2 separate regions of the Homo sapiens genome follow, and region 2 is linked to region 1. A link is a loop called in an ENCODE intact Hi-C map of the cell type or tissue named here. Cell type or tissue: OCI-LY7. All regions are shown on one strand.

Evidence for each region. A loop is a pair of places that touch in the nucleus more often than their neighbours do. Peaks named below come from ENCODE experiments on the same cell type or tissue, not always from the same donor. Only the 100,000 strongest peaks of a DNase experiment are listed, where the experiment ranks them.
Region 2: a loop joins it to region 1, with 6 times the contacts of the local background. A loop is called at or near these places in 4 of 110 quality-filtered maps.

What each region holds. Positions count from the first base shown.
Region 1 is chr16:4,305,809-4,313,808 of GRCh38, reverse strand. No RefSeq gene overlaps it. Among named protein-coding and RNA genes, the nearest start is that of GLIS2, 6.3 kb to the left of the region's middle. RefSeq lists a silencer at 1,164-1,395 and an enhancer at 7,986-8,000. In OCI-LY7, CTCF peaks have their summits at 3,678 and 3,901; DNase peaks (open chromatin) are centred at 3,928, 6,028, 6,758 and 7,168; H3K4me3 peaks cover 2,964 bases; H3K27ac peaks cover 4,098 bases.
Region 2 is chr16:4,619,911-4,627,910 of GRCh38, reverse strand. MGRN1 (mahogunin ring finger 1) reads right to left here and starts at 3,085. Exons shown (of 17, transcript NM_015246.4): 1 at 2,863-3,085. The coding sequence starts at 2,950. RefSeq lists enhancers at 1,237-1,765, 2,296-2,825, 3,009-3,303, 2,826-3,356, 3,314-3,423 and silencers at 2,594-2,823, 3,064-3,243. In OCI-LY7, a CTCF peak has its summit at 3,470 (motif pointing right); DNase peaks (open chromatin) are centred at 2,500, 3,230 and 3,520; H3K4me3 peaks cover 2,707 bases; H3K27ac peaks cover 1,633 bases.

The sequences.
Region 1 (8,000 bases):
CAGCACTTTGGGAGGCCGAAGTGGGAGGATCCCTGGAGGCCAGGAGTTGGAGACCAGCCTGGGCAACATAGCAAGACCCCCACCTCCCACCTAGTCTCTATTATATTTTTTAAAAATTGGCTGGGCGTGGTGGCTCACGCCCGTAATCCCAACGTTTTGGGAGACTGAGGCAGGCAGATCACTTGAGGTCAGGAGTTTGAAACCAGCCTGGCCAACATGGTGAAACCCCATCCCTGCTAAAAATACAAAAATTAGCCGGGCATGGTGGTGCGTGCTTGTAATCCCAACTACTCAGGAGGCTTAGGCAGGAGAATCGCTTGAGCCTGGAAGGCATAGGTTGCAGTGAGCTGAGATCATGCCATTGCACTCCAGCCTGGGTGACAAAGCAGGACTCCATCTCAAAAAAAAAAAAAAGAAACTTCCAGTTCTTGGCAAGACCAGTCTTTCTTTTTTTATTTTTCTTTGAATTTTTTTAGAGACAGGGTCTCCTTCTCTTGTCCAGGTTGGACTGCAATGGCTCTATCCTACCTCACTGTAGCCTCCCTCCAACTGCAGGGTTCAAGCAAGCCTCCCACCTCAGCCTCCCAACGTGCTGGGATTACAGGTGTGAGCCACTTCCAGACCAGTTCTTTTTCTCTACCAGACATTTTATTTTTTTACTTTTATTTTTATTTGTATAAATAGAGACAGGGCGGGCACAGTGGCTCACGCCTGTAATCCCAACACTCTTATGAGGCCAAGGTGGGAGGATCACTTGAGCCCAAGAGTTTGAGACCAGCCTGGGCAATATAATGACACCCCAGACCTTTTTTTTTTTTTTTTTTTTTGAGACAGAGTTTTGCTCTTGTCTCCCAGGCTGGAGTCCAATGGTGCGAGATCTCGGCTCACTACAACCTCTGCCTCCTGGGTTCAAGTGATTCTCCTGCCTCAGCCTCCCAAGTAGCTGGGATTACAGGCGCTCGCCACCATGCCGGCTAATTTTTTGTATTTTTGCTAGAGATGAGATTTCACCATGTTGCTCAGGCTGGTCTTGAACTCTTGACCTCAGGTGATCCACCCGCTCCGGCCTCCCAAGAGACCACATCTCTTTACAAAAAATAAAAAGTTAGCTGGGCCTGGTGGCACACATCTGTAATCCCAGCTACTTGGGAGGCTGTGGTGGAAGGATCACCGGAGCCCTGGAGATCAAGGCTGCAGTGAGCTATATGATCATGCCACCGCACTCCAGCCCAGGTGACAGAGCAAGACCCTATCTAAAAAAAATAATAATAGCTGGGCGCGGTGGCTCACACCTGTAATCCCAGCACTTTGGGAGGCTGAGGCGGGCAGATCACCTGAGGTCAGGGTTTGAGATCAGCCTGGCTAACATGGTGAAGCCCCCCGTCTCTACTAAAAATACAAAAAGTAGCTGGGCGTGGTTGTGTGCGCCTGTAATCCCAGCTACTGGAGAGGCTGAGACAGGAGAATCGCTTGGACCCAGGAGGTGGAGGTTGCAGTGAGCCAAGATAGCGCCACTCTACTCCAGCCTGAGCAACAGAGCAAGACTCTGTCTCAAATAATAATAATAATAAGCTGGGTGTGTTGGCCTGTAGTCCCAGTTACTTGGGAGGTTGAGGCAGAAGGATCACTTGAACCCGAGAAGTGGAAGCTGCAGTGAGCTGAGACTGTGCCGCTCCAGCCTGGGTGACAGAGTGAGAATATGTCTCAAAATAATAATAATATTTAGAGATAGGTCTTGCCATCTTGCCCAGGCTGGTCATGAACTCCTGGTCTCAAGTGATCCTCCTGCCTCAGCCTCCCAAAGTGCTGGGATTCCAGGTGTGAGCCATCCCCAGCTCTTTCTCTCTACTGGACATTTTCATTATATGGATGACAACAGCACAAAGAAGTTCACTAACTTGTCCAGGGTTGTATAAGCTAGTAGGAGGCATAGTCCAGATTGCAGTCTCCATGTGTCTGCAGTCTGAATCCAAAGCTTGTGCTCTCTAACCCACTACTTCCCTGGAGCATCAGGTAGCTGTCGAGGTGGGGGACAGGCAGTGGAGACAGCCAACAAGGCCAGGCTCTGAGCTGTTTTCTCTAGGTTCTGCTTTTCCAGGAGGCAGCAGCTGCCATTGCAGGAGAGCCAGGCCCCATTTCTCCTTCTAGGTGAACAACAGGCATGGAGGCATGTCCCCCCTCCCTGCCATTGTGCTGGGCGTCCTCCTCTCAGAGTAGGCCCCTCTTGGAGGGAGGATGGTCTCTCCTATTAGACGGTAAGATCCCCAAGGAGAGGGACATTGTCTGCTTTGTCCCTCCCCCTGCAAGGTCCTGCCCAGGGCCTGGCATGTTGTCAGTGCTTCCTGAGTATCGCTGATAGATACACTTTGGGGGCTGAACTTGGTCCCCTAATCCTTTACCAGTAAACATTTATTGAACATCACCTAGGTTCACATTCATTTTTTTTTTTTTTCGAGACAGAGTCTTGCTCTGTCGACTAGGCTGGAGTGCAGTGGCATGATCTCGGCTCACTGCAATCTCCACCTCCCAGGTTCTCCTGCCTCAGCCTCCTGAGTAGCTGGGATTACAGTCCTACGCCACCACACCGAGCAAATTTTTGTATTTTTAGTAGAAATGGGGTTTCACCATGTTGGCCAGGCTGGTCTCGAACTCCTGACCTCATGACCCACCCACCTTGGCCTCCCAAAGTGCTGGGATTACAGGCGTGAGCCACCGCGCCCAGCTCCAACAGATTATTAAGCTCTCTTTTTTTTGAGATAGGGTCTCACTCTATTGCCCGAGCTGGAGTGCAGTGGTGCGATCACGGCTCACTGCTGCCTTGACATCCCAGACTCAGGTGATCCTCCTACCTCAGCCTCCCAAGGAGCTGGGACTACAGGCATGTGCCACCACACTCAGCTAATTTTCATATTTTCTGTAGAGACAGGGGTCTCACTATGTTACCCAAGCTAGTTTCGAACTTCTGGGATCAAGCAATCCTCCTGTCTTAGCCTCATAACAGGCGTGAGCCACCATATGCAGCTGAGACCCTGTCTCTTTTTTTTTTCTGAGACGGAGTCTTGCTTGTCACCCAGGCTGGAGTGCAGTGGTACAACCTCTGTCTCCCAGGTTGAAGCTATTCTCCTCCCTCAGCCTCCTGAGTAGCTGGGATTACAGGCGTGTGCCACCACATCCGCCTAATTTTTGTATTTTTAATACGGATGGGGTTTTGCCATGTTGGCCATGCTGGTCTCTAACTCCCGACCTCAGGTGATCCACCCACCTCAGCCTCCCAAAGTGCTGGGATTACAGGCATGAGGCACCGCGCCTGGCCCTTAGACCCTATCTCTAAAAAACCAAAAAAAACAAAAAAACAAAAGAAGTAACCCTTGAGACCTACATTGTAGATGTAGGAGAGATGACAGGAATCAGAATGGATGAATGGTGGCAGATCCAGACCTCTGGCCCTTGACCTTGGCCAAGCCCTCTAACCTCTCTGAGCCTCGGTTTCCCCATCTATGAAATCGCAGTCCTCAGGGTACCTATTACCACTGGCCTCTGTGAGGCTCAGTGGGAAGTGCACAGAAAGGGCTTCCAGCAGCACGTGGCTGGGAGAAAGAGCCCGCAAATGGTAGCTATTATGAATGAAGCAGCCCACAGCGGGCAGAGCCCAGTCACAAGGCAGGAGTGATGGAGGGAGTGAGATCAGGATGACTTATCAACCCTGAGCCGGTGGCCTGGCGAGCCTCTCTCTCCATTGGCGCTGGCTGGCTGAGCCTACAGAGCTGGGGCTGTCTGCGGGTGGGGTGTTTATTCTAGGAAGCGGCCCTGGCTGCTTCTCATTCCCTGCCCCAGGGAGAAAGGAGGGCTTCAAGTCAGAACCGAAGCCATGCTGGGCCTGGCATGTACAACACAGCGCCACCTGCCCGCAGGGCCCAGAGCTGAAAATGCCCAGGAGGTGCAGCCCCAGGGGCCTGGCTGGGACTTGCAGATGTGAGACACTCCCAGGGTGACCCACCTGACTCCCCAAGAACCTGTCCTGCAAAGCCTAAAATGCTCAGCTTTTGGAAGTCTAGAGACTGGGTCCTGCATTCCAGGGCGGGGACGGGATGGGGCGCCTGGGCTAGGGGGGAGAGTTCTATCAGAGGTGGGGATGTCCCTGGTGGCAGCGCTGTCACCCTTGGGCTCCTTCATCAGAGGCTTGCTTCATGGAAGCCATGTGAGCTATGCAGTTGCACAGGGCTGGCCCTTAGAAGGGCCTGAGTGTGGCTGAATGTTCTGCTGTCACCGTCTTGAAATTCTTAATCATTTTAGAACATGGCCCGCGAATTTTCATTTTACATTACGCAGCCTGTCCTGCCTTCATGGTTTCGTTTCTCCTAGCATGTAGCTTCTCCCTCCCATCAGTGTGGCGCACAGACCCAACCTTCAGCCACATCCAGCAAGACAGGAGTGCCTTAGGTAAGCCTCATTTCCTGAAAGGCCGTGGGAGACATGCACCTGCCACCCCAACCCAGCAGGACCAACCTTTCTGGAAAACCTGAGGCCGGCTGTGTGACGTGGGTGAGTCACTCAACTGCTCTGAACTTCTCGGTATCATAATATTGCACAGATCCTTGGGAAGTTTAAAAGAGGTAGTTTTGGGCTGGGCCTGGTGGCTCATCCCTGTAATCACAGCACTTTGGGAGGCCAAGGCAGGTGGATCTCTTGGGGTCAGGAGTTCAAGACCAGCCTGGTCAACATAGTGAGACACGGTGTCTACTGAAAATACAAAAATTAGCTGGACATGGTGGCACACGCCTGTAATCCCAGCTACTCAGGAGGCTGAGGCACGAGAATCGCTTGAAACCAGGAGGCAGAGGTTGCAGTGAGCTGAGATTGCACCACTGCACTCCAGCCTGGGTGACAGAGCGAGACGCCATCGCAAAATAAATAAATAAAAAGTAAAAAAGGTAGTTTTGGTTGGGCACAGTAGCTCACGCCTGTAGTTCCAGCACTTTGGGAGGCCGAGGCAGGAGGATTGCTTGAGCCCAGGAGTTCGAGAACAGCCTGGGCAACATACTAAGACCCTGCCCCATCTCTACAAAAAATTAAAAAATTAGCTAGTTGTGGTGGTGCATGACTGTAGTCACAGCTACTTGGACAGCTGAGGCGGGAAGATTGCTTGAACCCAGGAGGTGGAGGCTGCAGTGAGCCGATTGTGCCACTGAACTCCAGCCTGGGGGACGGAGTGAGACCCAGTCTCAAAAAAAAAAAAAAAAAAAAAAAGGCCGGTCACAGTGGCTCAGGCCTGTAATCCCAGCACTTTGGGAGGCTGAGGTGGGCGAATCGCTTGAACCCGGGAGGCAGAGGTTGCGATGAGCCCAGATCACGCCATTGCACTCCAGCCTGGGCAACAGAGCGAGATTCCAACTCAAAAAAAAAAAAAAATTTAAGATTATTGCAGGGCTGGGTGCGCCGTCTGACGCCTGTAATCCCAGCACTTTGGGAGGCCGAGGCGGGCAGATCACGAAGTCAGGAGTTCAAAACCAGCCTGGCCACCATGGTGAAACCACATCTCTACTAAAAATACAAAAATTAGCCAGGCGTGTTGGCGCGCACCTGCAATCCCAGCTACTCGGGAGGCTGAAGGAGGAGAATCGCTTGAACCTGAGAGGCGGAGCTTGCAGTGAGCCGAGATCGCGCCATTGCACTCCAGCTCTGGGCGACAGAAGACTGTCTGACGGGGTAGGGGAAAGATTGTTGAAGGCGCTAACTTGGAGGGAGAGGAGTCCGCCCGGGATCCCTAAGGACCTGCCCCGGGGAGGAGGAGCCGTCCCTCCCTTGGCCCCTCCCCTCCTGCCTTCCGAGGGAGGAGACCCCCCCAGGGCAGGAACGAGGGGGCGGAGAAGCGCGAGCGACACATTTTTGAGTCGTGACCAAGTGGAAACTCCCTCCCCGAGGCGGAAGCTGGGGGCGCCCCACTGGGGCCCAAGCCTCCGCCGGGGCGGGATTCCAAGCCAGGGGCGGGGCGCCGCCGGTGACCCGGGCCCCGCCTCTCGCCCGCCTCATGAATATGAACAAGCCGGCTGGTGAGCGGAAGTGCGAGGCGGCCCCAGGCTGGCTGGCTCTGCCGCTGAGAGGGGGGCGCGAGTCCGGGGGGCGTGGCCTGGCTCGGACGCCCCGCCCCTACCCCCACGCGGGGCCTCCTTCCGGCCGGCGCGCCCCGGACGTGACCTCGCGGGCGCGCGCCGGGAGCCGCCAGACTGGGCGCCGACAGCATCCTCCGGGGGTAGGCGCCCACAGTCATTCTTTCCATCGCTGCGGACACGGGAGTCAGAAGTGAAACAGTCCTGTCCTCGTGGGGCTTACGTTCCAGGCGCAAGAGCCACAGGTAGTCGAATTGGGAAACCGCCTCGGATGTCACATAAGCGCCCAGGGAGGACAGGGCAGGACAGGGCCTCCCTGGGGAGGTGACTTGAGTCAAGACTCAAAAGAGGGAAGCGAGGGAACAAGCCATGCGAGGAACTAACGAAGGAACATTCCAGAAAGATTTCACATCCCAAGCCTAAGGTCCAGGGGCAGCAGGCATTGAGGCGGATGTGGCTGGAGTGGAGAGAAAGAGGAATTAAAAGGATGGAGTAATGACAATAATGGCTCACATTTTTTAGCAAGAGGTGGGTTCACTACCTATCTGTCGTTATCTGGGGGGAAATTAGGCTCTGGGAGGTCAAATAACTTGCCCAAGGTCACACAGCTTGTAAGTGGCCAGACCAGCATTGGAACCCAAGGGGACGGATGTCTGAAACACACCCAGGAGTCCCAAGGTGGGATGACCTTGACCAAGACAGGCCCTTTACCCCTTGCCTCAGTTTCATCCCAAAGAGCTGCCCAAACACAGCTTAAAATCAGGGCACAGAGCAAGGGTGTAGCTGAGTGTGCGTAACATCTGTTCTCCTGGGAGATGCTTTTGTTGTCTGGGAAGCACTTGTCACCTCTCCAGGCTCTGGAGCAGGTACAAGTGGCTTCGGGGAGAAAGGGTGGGAGCCGGGAAGAGGCTGCTTCTGGTGGCAGGAGGAGAGAGGGAGTGGGTGAGGGGCCCCGGGCTGGCTGAGTGCTCTGGAGCATGACAAAGGCAGTGTCAGCCAGGCAGCTGTGTCCGCCACTAGCAACCGCGCAGGCAGCATCCCCCGCCATCCCTCTGAGCCTGGAGAGATTGAAACACACACAGTCAGCGTGCCTGCTGCCCAGGTGAGGTGCAGAAGGCCTGGGGGTTGCCAGTCTGGGCTCTGCCGCGAGAAAGTGGCTTTTCTGCAGCCGGAAGCGGGGAGGAAGTGTTTTCACCCTTCTACAAAGCTCTGTCTCTGCCTCTGGATCCACGGTGCTGCAGGCCTGAGGGCTCTCATGGGTACGGGCCTGGTGAGTAATCTAGAATTTGCCCCTTCCCCAGCCTGGTGCAGCCTCTAGTCTCGGCCTTCACGCTCTGCTGTAAAATGAGGCTGGGTCAGGAGTGGGACCCATCCTCCGTGTTTGAGGAGCTGGGCTATTACATGAGCCCCTACCTGAGGTCGCCAGCGAGTCAGAGGTCCTGGTGGGACCAGACCAAAATGGAACCTACTATCGGGCCCATTTTGAGAGGGAGACAGAGAGAAGTTAAAAGTACATGCACACACAGCTCTAAAGTAGCAGAGATGGCATTCAAGTCCAAAGCCTTTGACTCCAGGACGGGCACAGTGGCTCACACTTGTAATTTCAGCACTTTGGGAGGCCGAGGTGGGAGGATCTCCTAAGCCCAGGAGTTCAAGACCAGCATGGGCAACATGGTAAGACCCTATCTCTATTAGCGGGGCGTGATGGCACATGGCTGTAGTCCCAGCTACTCTGGAGGCTGAAGCAAGAGAATCGCTTGAACTTGGAAGGCAGATGTTGCAGTGAGCTGACAGAGCAAGATTCCATCTCAAAACGAACAATCAAACACTAGTCTTGCCCGGCGAGGTGGCTCAGGCCTGTAATGACCAGCCTGGCCAACATGGTGAAACCCC
Region 2 (8,000 bases), 310 kb before region 1:
GATGGGGTTTCACGGTGTTAGCCAGGATGGTCTTGATCTCCTGACCTTGTGATCCACCTGCCTCAGCCTCCCAAAGTGCTGGGATTACAGGCGTGAACCACCGCGCCCAGCCTTTTTTTTTGAGACGGAGTCTCGCTCTGTCACCCAGGCTGGAGTGCAGTGGCGCAATCTCGGCTCACTGCAGCCTCCACCTCTCAGCTTCAAGCAATTCAGCCTGCCTCAGCCTCCCGCGTAGCTGGGACTATAGACGCCTGCCATCACGCCCGGCTAAATTTTTTTGTATTTTTAGTAGAGACGGGGTTTCCCCGTGTTAGCCAGGATGGTCTCCATCTCCTGACCTTGTGATCCGCCCGCCTTGGCCTCCCAAAGTGATGGGATTATAGGCGTGAGCCACCGCGCCTGGCCAGACGACTGCACAATTCTATAATTTAACTAAAAATCATCAAATCATGTTTACAATGGATGAGTTGTGTGGTACATGAACTACATCTCAATAAAGCTATGAAGAGTAAAACAGATATAGTGAAAACAAAGCAAATATTAAATTCAAGCTGAGCGCTGCTGCAGAACATGCTGAAAGTTCCCTTAAGAAAAATGGACAGTGTTAGGTGTTAAAAATGCATATATTACCACCCAGTGACTCTTTCTCCTTGACATAATCAACAAAATTGACAGAGATGTGAAAAGAAAGCTTTCTCATCGGGTGATTGAATGGTCCATGGGGGCAACCCCTAAAATCATCTCAAATGTCTCCACGGTCCCCGGTCTGCCCTTGGGGAAACACACCAAAATGCTGCTGAGGCCCGGCCTGCCTCCCACCCTTGACCTGACGGAGTTCTCATTAAGGAGACAGGAGAGGCGGGGAGTCTAGGAAACCAGTGCGGCACAAAGGCAAGGACCAGAAGAGATGAACAAAGAGAAGAACAAGTATCTGCAAGGCCCCAGGGAAGGATGGAGAAGAGAAAGGGAAAAAGCACAGCTGGAGAGGACCTGTGGACTGGATGGGCGCAGAACACTGCTGGCACTGGCAACATGACCCAGGCAGCTAGCTGATGGGTTGCACCTGGGTGCCAGTGCCAACCAATAGTGGCTGACGCGAGTGTTCTGCGATGGATGCTCAGTGGGAGGGAGGGCCACGAGTGATTAGCAATGACATTTCAGCCACAGTGGGATCCCGAAGCGGGCTGTAAATGACATGTATGTTATTCTGTTCAGCCCAAGTGAAGAACGGACATCAAGTGAGCTCAGGTCCCAGGTGACAGGAAGTGCCACTCAACTTTTTGATATCTGTGTCATGCCACTGCTTACTATGATTATGGTCATTAGCTAGTCACTTATCTTCCTTTATGAGCAATTGTAGCAGCTACCATTTGGGGACTTCTGAGCCAGGTGTGGTTCTGAGGGCTGTATAAGCATCAGCCCGTTTTACAGATGAGGAAACTGGGACCCAGGGGGTTAAGCAACCTCGACCAAGGTCACTCAGCCAGAGGCAGGCTGGAAGAATATCAGAGATGAAAGAGGACAACAGCAAACTGCTCCATCTGATGTAGGGCCATCAGCCCTCGGAACCTCTAGGGAAACCCCAGGGTGGAACCACCCAAAGGCCAGGCTGACCCGCTGCTGGGCCTGGGATACAGCTGTGCTCTCCCCAGCAGGCAGGCAACAGTGCGTTCTGCCTAGCTCTGAGTCCATCCCCTTCAGAGTGCCCCCAAACTGTGCTGGTTCCCCTCACTTCATCCCAGTGGCCCCAGGCCCTCACCTAGTCACACCTTACAAAACCTGGGCAGAGCAGTTTTTCAAACCTGAGTGGACGTAAAACTCACATGGGGAATGGGTTGAAAATGCAGGTTCCCAGGCCCCAAGGGGTCCCAGGCAGGCCCTGGCATGTCTAGCAGTCCTCCCCCACTTGTGGACCTGGCCCACACTCAGAGAAATCTGGCCTGTGGGTGTCCGGAGACACCCAGGAGACTGAGACATCAGATCAGATGAGACGCCAGGATCTGAGGACCCAATCTAGATGTCCCCATGATGCCCAAGTTCTCTCTCCTCTTCCTTCTCTCCTTTCCACCACAAAGAACCCCACGAGGAGATGGAGGGTGAGACTTGGAGCTAGATGCTCCCAGTCAACACATAACTCATCAATAGAGGCAGAAAGAGAGCTGGGAACAAAGCTACGTGGGAGCCCCACAGCTGGTCCCGGTCCCAACTATGCTTCCATCCAGCTGAGATCTTGGCAGTCACTTCCTCCTTGGTGTCTTACGTCCCTCAGCCATAACACAGAGGCCCGAGTATCGGCTGGGTCCTCTCAGCAAGGACCCTGGCCCCTCCCGATCAACTATAATCGTCTCCTTGGGCCCAGCCCCACTCCTCCAACCCACACACCAAGAGCCTCCGTCCTGATGGGAGGGAAATTGCCCAAACCACTGGCTCGGCCTTCACACCAAGCCACTAAAGAAAGCGAAAGCCGGCCCCCGCGGTGAGGTCAATCTGATGACAATGAGAGTTTTCTAGGCAGAAGCGATGCGCCGGGACCCGCGCTCAGCACCCCGCCCCGCCCTCGGGGTTTCCCCCAGGAGCTCCCCCCTGTTGCAAGGACGGAGCTGAGGTGCCCGGGGCGAAGGGACTGCCCCAAGGTCACCCAAGCCGGGCAGTAGCAGCGCCAGGTACGGCTCGGGCAGGTTCCTCCGGGGCCCCCAGCCACGCCTAGGGATCGGGGCCGTGGGGCCGCGCGAAGGCTCGGGGTAGCAACGAGGCCCGGAGGGGGCCGAGCAGGGCGCCCCGCCCCGAGTCCCCGCCCCCGCGCCCGCCGGGTCCGCGTTCCAGCGCGTGCCTAGCAGTCCGCGCCTGGGGCCGGGCGCTCACCGGACTTCGGAGGGTAGCGATAGGCCGAGTTCGCCTGGATGTCGATGTCCTCCACCCCCGCGATGCGGCGGCTGAGAATGGAGCCCATGGTGCGCGGCGCTGCCGGGCAGAGGGGCCAGGGCCGGAACGGGAGCGGCGACAGCGGCGGGGTCCTCACGCGGACATGGCCCGGACCAGGCCGCACGGACGCTCGTCCACGGCCGCGGAGGCGCCTCGAGCCCCCACCCCCGGCTCGGCCCGGGGACCGACGCCACGGCGGCCCTCCGCCTCCCGGTCCCGGGGCACGTCGGGAAATGGAGTCCTCTCGCCGCCGAAGGCGCCGGGAAGCAGCGCGGGAAGCCCGTCTGGGAACTATCTTTCCCAGGATGCTCCGTTCCCAGGCCCTCTGACGGGTTGACAAGCACTCCGGGACAAACCAAATGGACCTAAATTCAGAGGGAAGGAACCAACCAACCACAGGGCAAATGGTCCTTCCCTCTGCGTTCCAAGCGCTGCACTAACATATTAACTCTTTGGTCATTTCCTCATCTGTTCGCTTACAGACTCTCCTGGAGCCCCAGCGCCTTCCACTTGCCCCCTCTGAAATAGCTCCCTGAGTCGCTGTGGTTCTCCCCACTCCCCTGAGTTTGTCTCCCGCCCCGACCGGCAGAGGGCGTAGCTGCACCTGCCACCCGGAGCCCACTTGCAGGGTGTGCACGGAAGAAGTGAAGCACCTGCTTTGGCCTTGGCCAGAATTTGAGGACTACCATTTGGGGACTTCTGAACCAGGTGTGGTTCTGAGAGCTGTATAGGCATCAGCCCGTTTTACAGATGAGGAAGCTGGGATCCAGGGGGTTAAGCAACCTCCGGCCCCCTGACAAGGCTGAGGCCCGGTGCAGTGGCTCACCTGTAATCCCGATACTTTGGCCCCACGTCTGGACCAATTAGTTTAAAGACATAATTTCACAGCCTCCACGGAAGGCAGTAGACTCTCCCACATTTTACACACAGGGAAACTGAGGCACAGAGGAGAGAGAGCCGCATGAAATGGCGCTGCGGGCAAGATTGCAAGAATCGCTTTCAGAATGAAAACCTCGCAGTGTGCAAGGTGTTCCCTGGCTTTTGAGTCACACACAGCTCTGCAAATAGATCGCTTTTTACCTACTTTTCAGTTGAGGAACTTGGATTCTGAGCAGAGTGATTTCCCAAGTCAAGCCTGCTGTACCAAGAAAGCAGCTAGGGAGGGCAAGGCAGACTGAGTCTCCAATGGTCAATTCACCACAGTCCATGTGGAAATGCTTCTTATACCCTTCCAGAGACCACAGTCCAGGATCCAGTCTTCCTCTTTTTTTTTAAATTGTTCTGTCGCGCAGTCTGGAGAGAAGTGGCACAATCTCAGCTCACTACAGCCTTTGCCTCCCGTGTTCAAGCGATTCTCGTGCCTCAGCCTCCCCAGTAGCTGGGATTACAGGCATGCACCATCACACCCAGCCAATTTTTGCATTTTTAGTAGAGACAGGGTTTCACCATGTTAGCCAGGCTGGTCTTGAACTCCCGTCCTCAAGTGATCCGCCTGCCTTGGCCTCCCAAAGTGTTGGGATTAGAGATGAGCCACTGCACCTGGCCTCAGACTTCCTCTTGTCAGGGGAACTTGGGAAGCCAAATGAGTACGGCAGCCAAGAGACTTGTGTGATTATGATGCAGGTCCAGGTCTTGGAGGAGCCTGATTAAATCTCCCTGCCCCACAACCAAGATCCACACTTACTGAGCATTATGTGCCAGGCATCATGCTGAGGGCTCTGCACATATCCTCTCATATAATTCTTTGATGTTGGCCGGGCGCAGTGGCTCACACCTGTAATCCTAACACTTTGGGAGGCCGAGGCAGGCAGATAGCCTGCACCCAGGAGTTCCAGAACAGACTGGGCAACATGTCATGACCCTGTCTCTACCAAAAATGTAAAAATTAGCCAGGTGTGATGGCACGCCCCTGTAGTCACAGCTACTCTGGAGGTGGAGGCAGGAGCATAGCTTGAGCCTGGGAGGTCGAGGTTGCAGTGAGCCATGATCATGCCACTGCACTCCAGCCTGGGTGATAGAGTGAGACCCTATCTCTAAAAAGGATAAAAATTTTAAAAAATAAAATATTAAAAAAACAGGCCAGGCACTGTGGCTCACGCCTGTAATCCCAGCACTTTGGGAGGCCGAGGCAGGCATATCACTTGAGGTCAAGGGTTTAAGACTAGCCTTGCCAATATGGTGAAACCCTGTCTCTACCAAAAATACAAAAAATTAGTTGAGCGTGGTGGTGCGCGCCTGTAATCCCAGCTACTGGGGAGGCTGAGGCAGGAGAATCGCTTGAACCTGGGAGGTGGAGGTTACAGTGAGCCCAGATTGCGCCACTGCACTCCAGTGGGAGTGAGAGAGCGAGACTCTGTTTCCAAAAATAATAATAATTAAAAAACAATTATCTGGCCAGGCACAATGGTTCACGCCTGGAATCCCAGGACTTTGTGAGGCCGAGGTGGGCGGATCACCCAAGGTCAGTTCAAGACCAGCCTGGCCAACATGGCAAAACCCCCATCTCTACTAAAAACATAAAAATTAGCTGGGTGTGGTGGCATGTGCCTGTAATCCCAGCTACTCGGGAAGCTGAGGCAGGAGAATCGCTTGAACCTGGGAGGTGGAGGTTACAGTGAGCCAAGATTGCCCCACTGCACTCCAGTGTGGGTGACAGAGCGAGACTCTGTTTCCAAAAATAATAATAATTAAAAAACAATTATCTGGCCGGGTGCAATGGTTCACACCTGGAATCCCAGCACTTTGGGAGGCCGAGGTGGGCGGATCATTCAAGGTCAGGAGTTGGAGACTAGCCTGGCCAACATGGCAAAAACCCGTCTCTACTAAAAACAAAAATTAGCTGGGTGTGGTGGCACGTGCCTGTAATCCCAGCTACTCGGGAGGCTGAGATGGGAGAATTGCTCGAACCTGGGAGGCGGAGGTTGCAGTGAGCGGAGATCGCGCCACTGCACTCCAGCCTAGGCGACAGAGCAAGACTCTGTCACAGAAAAACAATCTGATGTAGATTCTATTTCTATTACCAATTTACAAAACAGTAAAGTGAGGCTCAGAAAAATGAAGTACCCTAATGAGGTTGCACAGTAGGTGGGTGGCACAGCTGGAATTGAGCCAGGCCACTGCTCTTACCTGGGCACGTCCCTGCCTCCACAGAGGCATGCTCCAGAGTGCCAGATTGCCAGGCTCTTGCCCCCAGATGGATGGGCCTGAAGCCCCCCACCCATTGTGATCTCTCTTCATTTTATATTTCTTTCCATTGAATCACGTAACTCACGTACATGTACATGTATTTGTGTATCAACGCTGCATTCAACTGACTGCCCTCCTCATTTGCGGGGAGGAAGGGAGAGTCCTGAGCATCAGCTGTTCCCACTGAAAAACAACACTAAGAGCATATCCTCCCTATGGAGCCTGTGCCAGAGCAGTCATTTCCACCAGGTGGATGTTTCATTAACTCTTCTTCTCAACAGAGCTTTGGACTCAAGGTGTCCTCAAAGCCCTTTCAGCAGTATTTTTCTGTGCTTACCCACACCCAGATGGAAGACAGGCCCTTCCCGATTTGGTCCAAGTTCCATTATCAACATCTGAGTGGATTCATTTATTTTTATTTATTTATTTATTTATTTTATTTTTTTTGAGATGGAGTTTCGCTCTGTCGCCCAGGCTGGAGGACAATGGTGCAATCTCGGCTCACTGCAACCTCCGCCTCCCGGGTTCAAGCGATTCTCCTGCCTCAGCCTCCGTAGTAGCTGGGATTACAGGCATGTGCTACCACGCCCGGCTAATTTTGTATTTTTAGTAGAGACGGGGTTTCTCCATGTTGGTCAGGCTGGTCTCGAACTCCTGACCTCAGGTGATCTGTCCGCCTCGGCCTCCCAAAGTGCTGGGATTACAGGCGTGAGCCACCGTGCCCGGCCTGGATTCATTTATTTATTTACGTTTGGAGACACAGTCTCACTCTGTCACCCAGCCTGGAGTGCAGTGGCATGATCATGTGGGATCTCGGCTCGCTTTAACTTCCGCCTCCCAGGTTCAAGCGGTTCTCCTTCCTCAGCCTCCCGAGTAGCTGGGATTACAGGCACCCACAACTAATTTTTGTATTTTCAGTAGAGACAGGGTTTCACCACGTTGGCCAGGCTGGTCTTTAACTCCTGACCTCAGGCAATCCCCCCACCTTGGCCTCCCAAAGTGCTGGGATTACAGGCGTGTGCCGTCATGCCTGGCCAATTCATTGATTTATTCAACAAATATTTATCCTGCAGCTACTATGTGACAGGTGATGAACCAGGCAACAGGCATCAAATGGTAGGACAAGCTAGACATGGAGGCTGCAGGCAGGTGAGGAAATAGACGCTAGAAAGGTTAACAAGTATATAATTCCAGAATGTGGTGGGTGCTCTGCAGAAAACGTTGAGATGCAATTAATTGACACTATTGGCAGGGGAGTCAGGGAAGGGGTTTTTTTGAGGAGGTGACAGCTAAGCCAGGACTTGATTTATTTTTTGTTGCTGTTGTTGTTGCTGTTGTTTGAGACGCAGCCTCACTCTGTTGCCCGAGGTGGAGTGCAGTGGAGCGATCTCAGCTCACTGCAACCTCCGCCCCCTGGGTTCAAGCAATTCTCCTGCCTCAGCCTCCCGAGTAGCTGGGACTACAGGCGCGTGCCAGCACACCCAGCGAATTTTTGTATTTTTAGTAGAGATGGGGTTTCACCATGTTGGCCAGGCTGGTCTTGAACTCCTGACCTCAGGTAATCTACCCACCTCGGCCTCCCAAAGTGCTGGGATTATAGGCGTGAGCCACCGCGGCCGGTTGCTAAACCAGGACTTGAAATACAATTAATAGCCAGCCAGGCAAAGTGTGAGGGATTAGGCTGCTCCAGGTTCTAGGTAGGGGTAATGGCATATACAAAACCTCTATAGTGGGAAAGAACTGAGTACGGCACAGGACTAGAATCAAGTGAGGGAGATGGCAAGGCAAGGGCCAGATCTTGCCTCACATTCAGCCAGCATTGGGCTCTCTGAAACGTAAAGACAGGGCCAGGTGCGGTGTCTCACGCCTGTAATCTCAGCATTTTGGGAGGC